2 separate regions of the Homo sapiens genome follow, and region 1 is linked to region 2. The links are chromatin loops, found by intact Hi-C in ENCODE. Cell type or tissue: dorsolateral prefrontal cortex. All regions are shown on one strand. Links, peaks and the distances in the headings refer to the core of each region. The heading gives the core; the rest is flanking DNA.

What was found. Peaks named below come from ENCODE experiments on the same cell type or tissue, not always from the same donor. Only the 100,000 strongest peaks of a DNase experiment are listed, where the experiment ranks them.
Region 1: a loop joins it to region 2, with 2.3 times the contacts of the local background. A loop is called at or near these places in 4 of 110 quality-filtered maps.

The regions. Positions count from the first base shown.
Region 1 is chr5:74,382,759-74,388,140 of GRCh38, forward strand. All of the region lies in intron 2 of LINC01331 (long intergenic non-protein coding RNA 1331), which reads right to left. Among named protein-coding and RNA genes, the nearest start is that of LINC01333, 64 kb to the left of the region's middle. In dorsolateral prefrontal cortex, for the core only: no CTCF peak of the experiment used is centred there; no DNase peak of the experiment used is centred there; H3K27ac peaks cover 1,292 bases.
Region 2 is chr5:74,225,322-74,230,703 of GRCh38, forward strand. No RefSeq gene overlaps it. Among named protein-coding and RNA genes, the nearest start is that of LINC01335, 80 kb to the right of the region's middle. In dorsolateral prefrontal cortex, for the core only: no CTCF peak of the experiment used is centred there; a DNase peak (open chromatin) is centred at 1,990; H3K27ac peaks cover 1,783 bases.

The DNA of each region.
Region 1 (5,382 bases), core at 265-5,264, 160 kb after region 2:
ATGATAGAATCTACAGGTCTAGGGAACACCAAATCTAGCCAAACCACCCACAGAGTATCCAATTAAGGAAACAAGCACATAATGTACAAAAAGGTATTTTCAGTGAAAAATAATATTCATGCATGTTATATAAGCCAATTAACAAAAACTGTGCCTGTAGCAATTTTTAAGGAATGTCTTACAAATAGGAAGTACGTTAAATACTGAACAGAAGGACAAAACTTCATCAGCAGTCCTTCCTGGCCTTGGTGCTCTCAACATGATCTCCAGCCTGTCTCTTAGATGTCTTGGCAGCTTCCCAAAGGAAGAGTCTTGGCCTCTGGTCGTCAGACTCAGAGAATCCTGACTTTAATCCTGACTCAATTCACTCTAGACCATCAATTCAGGGCTCAGTAAGATTTGTCCAAATTACCCTGACTGGAGTCAAATAACGCAGTCCTGTGAGAATCTAACCAGCTAATTTTTGAAAGAGGAGGGAGAGGTTGACACAGATTTTTCACTGCAGTGCAAATTGTAGTAAAGGGACAATCTGATGACTTCTTGGTGAATCTGTCTCTGCTTCATATTCCAGTAAGGTGCTCGGGCCTTGAGCCATTTCCTTGGGCTAGGTTTGAGCTAGGATGTGATTTCATCAACAGGCTATTTTTAACCAAGGCAGCCTAGAAACCAGCCTCAGGGGACTCGTGCTGAGATAAATTCACACAAATCACTCCCCAGCCCACTGACCAGCAAGACTCCTGCTTGGACAAGAAATCTTGCTCCATAGCCTAAATTATGACAGCCTTGAATTTTCAAAGCCCAAATTTTCAATGACAAGCCACTTTAGAGTCTGAATGATAAGAATGGAATGAAGATTTCCCCTGCATCTGCAGTCTCTCCTCCCAACCACATAAATACAGGGTAGCACAGAACTGCATATTCATGATAAAACAAACAGGCACTACAAGGTGTTTGCTGCATTCTTACATTTTTTTTAATAGGCAAGACCTCTTTACTCTTTTACCTCTGCCCCAAACACATCTTCATACCCCCTTGCCCAGTTTCAAATCTCATGCACTGCCACTATCGGGTAGAAAGACTCAGGAATCAGCATCTGGAAATACATTAATTTTGCATGAAAATGGAGGATGATAGCAGAAATTACAAAGAGACTACACACTAGAAGCATCTGTTCATTACAGCATTTTAACGTGCAATTATGGAACAGCATGAAGCAGGGTGGATGAGGAGGAGAAGGAGGGTGCCCAGGGAAGGCGCCCTCCACCCCAGGTGTGAAGAGGGCAGGCAACTTTGGAGGGAGCTGGAAGAGACAAACCAGGGAAATGAAACTGGCTTAACTCACTCAGATGTGGAAGAGCATATGCCCTGATAATGCAGGTGAGGTGAGAGGAATTAGAACTCCCCGTCCCTAGGAAGCGCAGCGTCGGCCTTCATTCAGATCTCTACAGCAGTGAGAAAGGATGCAAGGACTATTCTTCTGGAATCCCAGGAAGGAAGACTGGAAAGACAACACATCTGACCCAGTACCCATGTGCAAGCACTCGGTCTGTGCCAAGCAAATGCAAAGATGCAGACTTTCATACAATCATACACTGTGATCATTTATCAATCTCCTTGAGGATTCATAGTCAACACAATGGCATAGTTTACCACAGGCCTCTGCCCTTCAGAACTCAACCAGTCTCTTGGCAGCTGCTTCTAGAATGGGGGTTGGGGGTGCAGTCCACCACGAGAGCTTTGAGGCAACTGGGCAGCTTCAGGCACCTCACGGCTTCTCCTTCTGAGATAATTCCCACCACAACAAACCTGTATGCCTACAGGAGTGGCGAAGGTAGCCACCATCCCAGAAATAAATGGTGCATACCATCGGGGTTAAACCCAGTGCTGAAGATTTGTAAATTCCATTTCCTGCAAAGTTTCTGGGGGAGAAAAGTGGGTGGGGCTGTAGAGTGCAAACATAACAACATTCACGTACCTCAGAGGACGGTGGAAAGAAATGGCTAATAAAAATTATTACAAATCACTTCACACACATAAAGTGCTTTATAATAAATACTAATACTTTAATTCCACACTGCTCGTTTCTAGATTTTAAGAGTCAAGCTGAAAGAGTAAAAGTAGTAAGCTTCATATTCTGTCGTTTTCTAGTTTTAAGCAAAGGAAGAAAGGAAGGAAAGAGAAAGAAAGCCCAAGAAGTCAACTTTTCAGTTGCTGCTTATGTAACAGGAGCCTGTGAACTGCACCAGAAATTAATTGAAGGAAAAGTAACTGTAGGGGAATTGCTTGGAGAACTGCCAGAAGGGTTTTAACAGCTGGAAGTTGAAAAGTGATTAATTTTGACAGCAATAAAAGCCTCATGTTCATACATAATTATGCTTAGATTTGTGGGCTGCTGGAATTTTTTCTATGCGCTATTAACCTTTTGCTGTCCAAATTGGAATTTAGATACCTTAAATGAGTCTTGATTTTTAAATTGAATAATAATTTGCTTTCCATGGTATTGAGTCATCTCAAGACATGGAAAGTTTCAGGGGAAACACAGTAGAATAACAAGCAGGTAGGAAATAGCTTCACATATCCTTCTGAGTATTTTTGAAACTTAATAGAAATAAAGGCATCTCATTTTGCCCTATGCAGGAACAACAACAACAGCAACAACAATAAAGCATTTAGGAAAAAGCATTCAGAACAAGCAGGACAAGATACTGAAGCAACGGTATGTTGTCAACTCTACAATTCAGCTGAATTCATAGCACTAGGAAATAGAGATAACACTGTAAGAAGATATTCATTATGGTTTAAAGGTCCCCTCTAAAATTCATGTTGAAAACTTAATCCCGAATGTGGCAGTATTGAGAGGTGACCCCTTTAAAAGGTGATTGGAGCATGAGGGTAGAGCCATTCGTGCATTAATGGATTTTCAGGTTAATGGATTAATGGGTTATTATGGGAGTAGGACTGGTGGTTTTATAGAAAGAGGAAGAGAGACGTGAGCCAGCATGCTCAGCGCCTTCACCATGTGATGCCCTGTGCCACCTTGGAACTCTGCAGGGTCTCAGCAAGAAGGCTCTCACCAGATATAACCCCTCAACCTTGGACTTCCCCATCTTCGGAACTATAAAAAATTAATTGTGTTTCTTATAAATTATCCAGTCTCAGATATTCTTTTATGAGCAAAAGAAAGTGGACTAAGAAAATATAATGCTACATTCAAAAATATTGACTAGCATAGGATTAAACTGAGTTCTAGAACTCCAGTACGGCTAATTAGCTACAAAAGCTTAAACACATCACTTAATTTCTCTGTGACTTCTCTGTTTCCTGCATAGGAAGAGAGGGCTGGAGTAGATAATTTAGAAGATCACACTCACTCTAAAATCCAATTATTTTAAATAATCTGTTTTGGGATTAGCCATATTCTGACTTTTTTTCTCTTAGTCACCTTTACTATTCTTATATCAACCAGTTTGACCAGATAGAGTGAAATCTTGGTAATATAAAATATTTTCAAAATAATTAGAAATAGCTAATATTTAGTAACAATAATTGCAGTTTGCAAAGCACTATTCTAAGAACTTTATAAATATTTGATGTATATACCTATATATCTATAATATTATATGTCAATCCTCACAACCATCATATCAGAGAGGATTGTTATCCTATTATTACAAGTATTACTATTTTTCCCACTTTACAGAAACTGAAACAGTAGAGTGGTTACATGACTTCCCAAAGTCGATTAATACCAAGTGGGAATGCAAAGATTTGGGGAGTTTCCTATTATTCCTAAGAAAATATATGTTATTGTAGACACAGTAAATTTATGTCATGAATGGTGGAACAGAAATAAGAACAATGAACCTGAACTCAAAAGAACTAGATTTAGCCTTGGCCCTTTCATTTTCTGCACTGTTACCTTGAACAGTTCAACTTTCCATTCCAGTTTCCTTACTTGTAAAGTACAGGAGTCATCTAAATCAGTGGCTCTCAAGATGTGGTAGCCAAACCAGTGACATCGCTATTATATGGGAACTGGTTAGCAATGCAAATTCTTGGATCCAACCCAATTAAGTTCTTAATTCTCGGATAGGTCCCAGACCTACCAAATTATAGTTCCTGGGCATTAGGGTCCAGCAGTCTCTATTTTGACAAGCCCACCAGGTGATCACAATGCATGCTAAAGTTTGGAAACCAGTGGCCTAGGTGATCACTAAATTACCTTCTGATTCTCACATTCTGTGATTCCATCTCTGACTGTCTGGTTTCAGGTCGTTGAATTTCAAACTGATGTGGTTTTGCTCTATTTAAATACCTCTTCCCTGATTCTTTGTGCCAGAGGATGGGATACCTAATGTTGGCTCACTGGAATGATTTTTTCTTTAGTCATCATCTGAGCATTGCAGAAGAATGAGGTTACTGTGAATGCTTTCTTACCTCAAGCAAAAGTATAAGATTGAATTCCAAAGCCAGAGCCTCAACAGAATCTGAGTTCTTAATCCAATGCCATGCCCCACATGGGGGCTTAATAAATCCTTGTTGCTGCCTGAGGCAAACGACATCCAAGCTATGATTAGCAGCCTGAAGGAGCTGGCATGTGTTTGCTCCCATATTCCCAAATGTGCCAAAATCAGACCTGCCTGTCTCCTCCAAGTCAAGAGGGAGGCACCTATGGATAGAATGTCCAATTTACCTCTTAATTTAATGCTCCCATTGCCATAGTGTTACCTGACAAATACAACTCACTTGAAATCAGAAGCCTGGACAAACAAACAATTCCAAAGGTATTCACATTTATTTGAGGCCCGATTTTAAATGGGCCTTCACCTTGTTCTCTTTCAGTAACCACCTGCTCTTCAGCAGTGGCAGAGGAACACCTCCAGGTTTCAGGGCCAACCATGATATGAATGCCCAATGCCTCATACTTAATAAACCCTCCTGTAAAAGCAGAACACCAGGTGACTGCATACCATGATATACAATACTATAAACAGCAGAAGAGCAAAGACTGGTGTCTCTGCTTCCTTTGTATTTCTCATGACACCTCATTAACATAAGCCATTGTTTGCTGGTTTTCTTAAAAAGATACAACTAGAAGAAAGAAGCAGAAATGCAAATTCCATTGGATTTCAAAATTTTCTGAGAAAAAATAGAAACTTAGGAAAGAATAATATATTGAAAGGAAAGATGGGCACATAAAGAAATATAAACTTGTTAGGAGTTATAGTTATGAAGCAGGTGGAGTTTCACTCTTTAGAGCCAAATAAGTCTAAGACACATGGGGAATAACTCTACTCTTGTTTTATGTGAGTGGAAAACCATAAATATTTATTCTAGGCCATCCCAGAGACTAACAATTTTACATTTGGCCATAATAAATAT
Region 2 (5,382 bases), core at 65-5,064:
CATCAGTCTATTCTTATATCAGTAAGCATCATTTTAATTATTTTATCTTTTAAATTTCATATCTGGCAAAACCAGTATTCCCTAATTTTTTTAACAAAATTTATTATTCTTAACTAGTCTTCCAGATAATAGAAGATTTAGAATGGCTTTTTTAAAGTTCTTTTTAAAAATTTCGTTTATGAATACATGAAGTTTACAAATTAATTTGGAAAAAAATTATCTTTTCAAAAGATTATTTGTTTCAATTCAAAATTAGATGTCTATTATTAAACCTTGTTTTATGTCCCACAGGAACTCTTAAAATTTCCTTCATACACTTCCTGCACATTTCTTAAGTTTCTATCTAGTGTGTCTGATCTCCCTCCTGTCCTTCCTTTCCTTCCTTTCCCTCCTGTCCTTCCTTTCCTTCCTTCCTACCTTCTTCCCTCCCTCCCCTTCCTCCCTCCCTTCCTCTCTTCCTTCCTCCCTTCCCTTCCCTCCCTTTCTCCCTCCCTCCCTTTCTCCCTCCCTTTCTCTCTCCCTCCTTCCCTCCTTCCTTCCTTCCCTCCCTCTTCCCTTCCTCCCTTCCTCCCTTCCCTCCCTCCCTCTTTCCTTCCTCCCTCCCTTTTTTCCTCCCTTCCTCTGTGCCTTCTTCTCCATTCTCTCTCCCTCCCTCTCTGCCTTCCTCCTTCCTTTTTTCTTTCTTTTCTTGGTGTTTATACAGTGTTTTTGAGCAGAGGAGTGACATATGATTTCTTCTTTGGCAGCTAATTTTAATTTCTAACTTTGTTTTGTTATTTTCATAGGCTAATACTGAAACTCATTTTTAGGCTCCAGCAGATGCTGTGTGGGTGGTGGCAAGAGGTAGTGCAAGTTTAAGATGGTGGGGACAAAGCCTGAAATTTTTAATTAGCTCTTTATAATCAAGGGATCATTATTCATATATTTTGAAATTGCATCCAGCAGGACCTTATGACTTTTTAAAAAGAGAAAAATAGCTCTCAAAAAGCAGCAATTAGAAGCTTTGTGAAATCCAATCAATTGTGTGTGTGTGTTTTTTTACCTCCTTGCTTTAGATGAGGGAGGAAAACTTCTATGCATCAGTATGATCTCTGAGCCCCACTCCAGCCTCAATCATGCTTTACATTATAAATCTAGGCATTAGGAAAGCTTTAGAAGAAGAGGTAGCCTACTCATCAGGTCTGAGAAATAGCCCTCTGATCACATCTGCCAAACTAAGACAGTTACAAGACAGAATTTGGTGAAGACCTACTCTGTAAAAAGATAGAAGAAAGATATGATTTCATTTTTATCCATGACAGAAATGGGCAGAATAAAAGAAACCAGTCTCTCCTTCATTTTTCCCATCCTAAGTGAATAGAAAATGTTGGGTAGAAAAACTGAAGGCAATGATTCCAGGCTTGGAATAAAATGAAGTAGATGTTTTAATGGCACCTCATCTTAGGTGCCACATTAATGATCACTAAAGATTGATTAATGTTGGTGATAATGACCATAATATCATTTTTATTAAAGTGCAAGAGCAATCTGTAAAAAAAAAAAAAAAAAAAAAGCTTCTGAGCTAAGCAGACTTTAACTAATCAACACCCTGCCAAGGAAAAGGGAACATTCTGCCAGAATTTAAGCTGAAAAAAAGAAAGTCCTCAGGCAAGTTTATATAAAACCCAAGAAAAGTGATACATAATAAATTAAATATACTGAAATAAGCAAAGCATGAATATTTAATCACTTGGCTATTTTAATTTAAAGGGAGCTGTAAGACCAACCAAGGCTCACTCACATAGGATGGAAAGTTTAAGCCTTGATTGGCAGTACCAGAAGCTGTCCTGAATCTTTCTTTATTCAGGAGACTGGCAAACATTACATGGCACCAACATGGAATCAAGCTGCAGGCCAAGCCAAAGGTTTGCCAGGGACTGACTGCATCCCAGAATCAACGTGGCTGAGCGACTTGGATGCAGAACATGCAGCGCATCTAGCTTCTTGCATCACTGGAAGCTTGCAGGTGCCAAATGACAAGACAGAACCTTCTGTTGGTATCCTGGGATGAGGCCAGCCCCCTTAAAGAGACCAGTTCTCCTAGATTAAACCGCAAAGCAGAGATGAGTGCAAACACATCTAAGAACTAACCATTCTGTGGACTGAATGGGTGAACAATGAGTAATGGGTTCAGAGAGAGCAGCTGAGGAAGGTGCCCAGAGAGGCAACATGGGGATCCCACTGCCATACAGAGGGACGCCTGTTCCAGCTTCAGCAAAAGGAGGCTCTATGTTTTGGGGAAGGTTATTTTCCCTCTCTGGGCCTCCATTTCCATCTGTGTTTGAAACCCTGCCCTTTGTGAATTATAGCAAATCGATTCCACACCCCTCCATTCTATGTCCTGTCAGAAGTCCAAGGACATGCTCTCCGATATTTCTGTACGCAAAATAGCAAACAATTCTCTGCCCTCATGAGGTTAACTATCTGGGAGGGAGAATGGATCCAAGACAAAATAGTAGGAAAAAGACAAAATAGTAGGAAAGCGTAGGAAAAAGAGGGGACATGTACTGACTGGTCCGTGTCCTGAGGGAATATCTCGTAGAGCTGCAGAAAGATGGCAAGAAGCAGAGATGAGTGGAAGATGGCTTTGCAAACCACAGGAGACCAACGACGTCTGTATTGTGGTATGGGAAAGAGGTTCCAATACACTTATAAGATGGGTACTCCCTACCTGGCACTGGACTAAGAGCTTACTATGCATGATTTTATTTTAACCTCCTACAGTTCTGTGAGATAGGTGTTATCATCCCATTTTATAGATGAGAAAACAGACTCAGGCTAGGGAACTTGCTAAAAGGAAAAAGTGAATGAGCGCCAGAGCTGGCACCCAAACTCCAGCCTCTGCTCCAAACTCACGCTCTTTAGCACCACCCTATAATCTTTCCAGTAGCAGAGGGGGCCAGTCAGTCAGTCCAGCATTTAAAAATATTATCTGATCTATGTGGATTCAGAACTGGTGGATAGGTCTGGGAAGAGCCTATGGTCTTATTTGACTATGTTAGAGCTTACATATATCTACAATAGGTATTGCTTAAAATGCAGAGAGGTAGTGGATTCTTGAAAATAATCATTATAATTTGACAGGTAGCACTAGAAAATATCAGCTAAAGCAACAAATCAAAGTACTTAATAGTATAAGCAAAAATAGACTTTTGATACTAGCAGAACACAGTAAAATGCTTTGTAGTTCTACAGGTTTTTCTGCTTAATTGCTTAGTGTTTCCCCAAAATTCTTGTAAACCTCTCTATGTCTTCATTCTTTTAAGTTGCCCCATTGTCTCTGGGTAATGTGTAATGTAATAGAAACCTCTAGAAAATGTTTCTTTCTTCCCAATACTATCACCAGAGTATTCTGTATTTATCTCATTTCAAGGAAAATGAAGCACAGAGAAATTGACTATGCCCTGTATACGCACTAAGGGATCGGGGCACAGAAAGGGGAGAAGTCGTGCAGGGATTCTAATGATCAAACCTGTATCTTTTATGAGATGCAAGTCATTCCTTTGCAATCAGTAGGCAGAAAAAAATCCAAGTTTCCTCAGAAGAAATTACCTACACAAACAGATTCTTACCGGTGGACCTAAAATGCTTTTCACAGGCAATAGTGAAACAGAGGAAATTCACGCTGGCAGGCTTTTTTCCTTGTAAGCTTTGTAAATGTGAAGGCAAGGGGGATAAATGAGAAGAAATAAAAGCTTTCTTTAAGTCTTACTTACTAATGGTTTTTGTCACAGCTTTATAAAAACAGCTCAGGTCTAATCAAAAGTGCAATTTGGCTGGACTTTTACAGCATCAACAGCCTTAGGAGAACACATTTCACTCCTAAAGTTGACATTTAAGCAATGCCCCTTGGTCTGGCCTTCAGAACCACAGCCCACCTTTAAAAACCAGGGTTGGGCCCTGGGTGGAGCTCTCCATGCCTCAGGTTACCTTCTTGCACTCCTTGGGTGGAATATTAAAATATGACCAGCCCAGTTTCTCAGTGCTTCTCCTGGGCAAAGGCATTTCATCATGGGCACACTAGTCGGAGTTAGCTGGGCCCTGCCTCTTCCGTGACTGTGTGGTTTCCCGACTTGGGCCCATTAAACTGAAATAATAGTCAGTTATTAAATTGTGTTCAGATACTAAATCCATTGGTGTGCATTTAACTAAGTCTGGGTTGTGTTTATAAATGGTGAGGGATGGAAGCTGGCCTAATTTTTTTCTTTGAAAAATAACGGTAAAGGAGGATTTTCCTTTATAGTGCATATTTATATTTATACTATATATTATATAATACACATTAATATAAATTATGTATTTATGCTATTATATTTACTATATTGCTTGAACTTTTACAATTAGAATATATCCATTGTGTAATTTAACAGACATTTGGAAAAAGGTGAAGGTCACATTAATGTTCAGAGTTTTTAAAAATAGCATGGATAGGTTCATTTCAAAGAAAGCTCTGGATACTGTATTAGTCCCTTTTTTTGCCACTAATAAAGACATACCCAAGACTGGGTAATTTCAAAAGAAAGAGGTTTAATGGACTCACAGTTCCACGTGGCTTACAATCATGGCGGAAGGCGAAAGGCACATCTTACATGGAGGCAGGCAAGAGAGAGAATGAGAACGAAGTGAAAGGGGAAACCCCTTATAAAAACCATCAGATCTTGTGAGACTTATTCACTACATGAGAACAGTATGGGGGAAACAGCCCCTATGATTCAATTATCTCCCACTGGGTTCCTCCCACAACATGCGGGAATTATAGGAGCTACAATTCAAGATGAGGTTTGGGTGGGGACACAGCCAAACCGTGTGAGATGCACTGATTAAGAAGACTTTATAGCAGACCATCCATAATCATACTTTGCAGAGGTAGCCTCTGATGATACTTAGATGTATGGCATTTCATCCTTTTATTGTTCTCCTAAAGATATACACATATACACATATATAGAATTACATATTTGCTGTTTTGAAACTATCCTATGCTCTTTCACCTAAAAATATATTATAAATGCCTTTGCATTTGTGGAAAAAAATTTATATATAAATATATATATATATGCATATACATACATGCACCAACCTAATATATGAAATATGAAATAAATTTTAAAGTGGCAAAGTATTTCATTGTTACTTGACCCTGTTAATCCCAGATTTTTCTAATATAAACAATACTGAAAATAATATTTCTGTCCAAACATTTTTGTGCTCATGCCCTGTTACCATCATGGGATAAACCCCCATATAAAAAATTGCTGGATCAAAGGGCATATCTTTTCAAAGGCTTTCCACACCTATTGCCAAATTGCTCTCCAGAAAAGTACTGTTTCTTCCTCCAGCGGT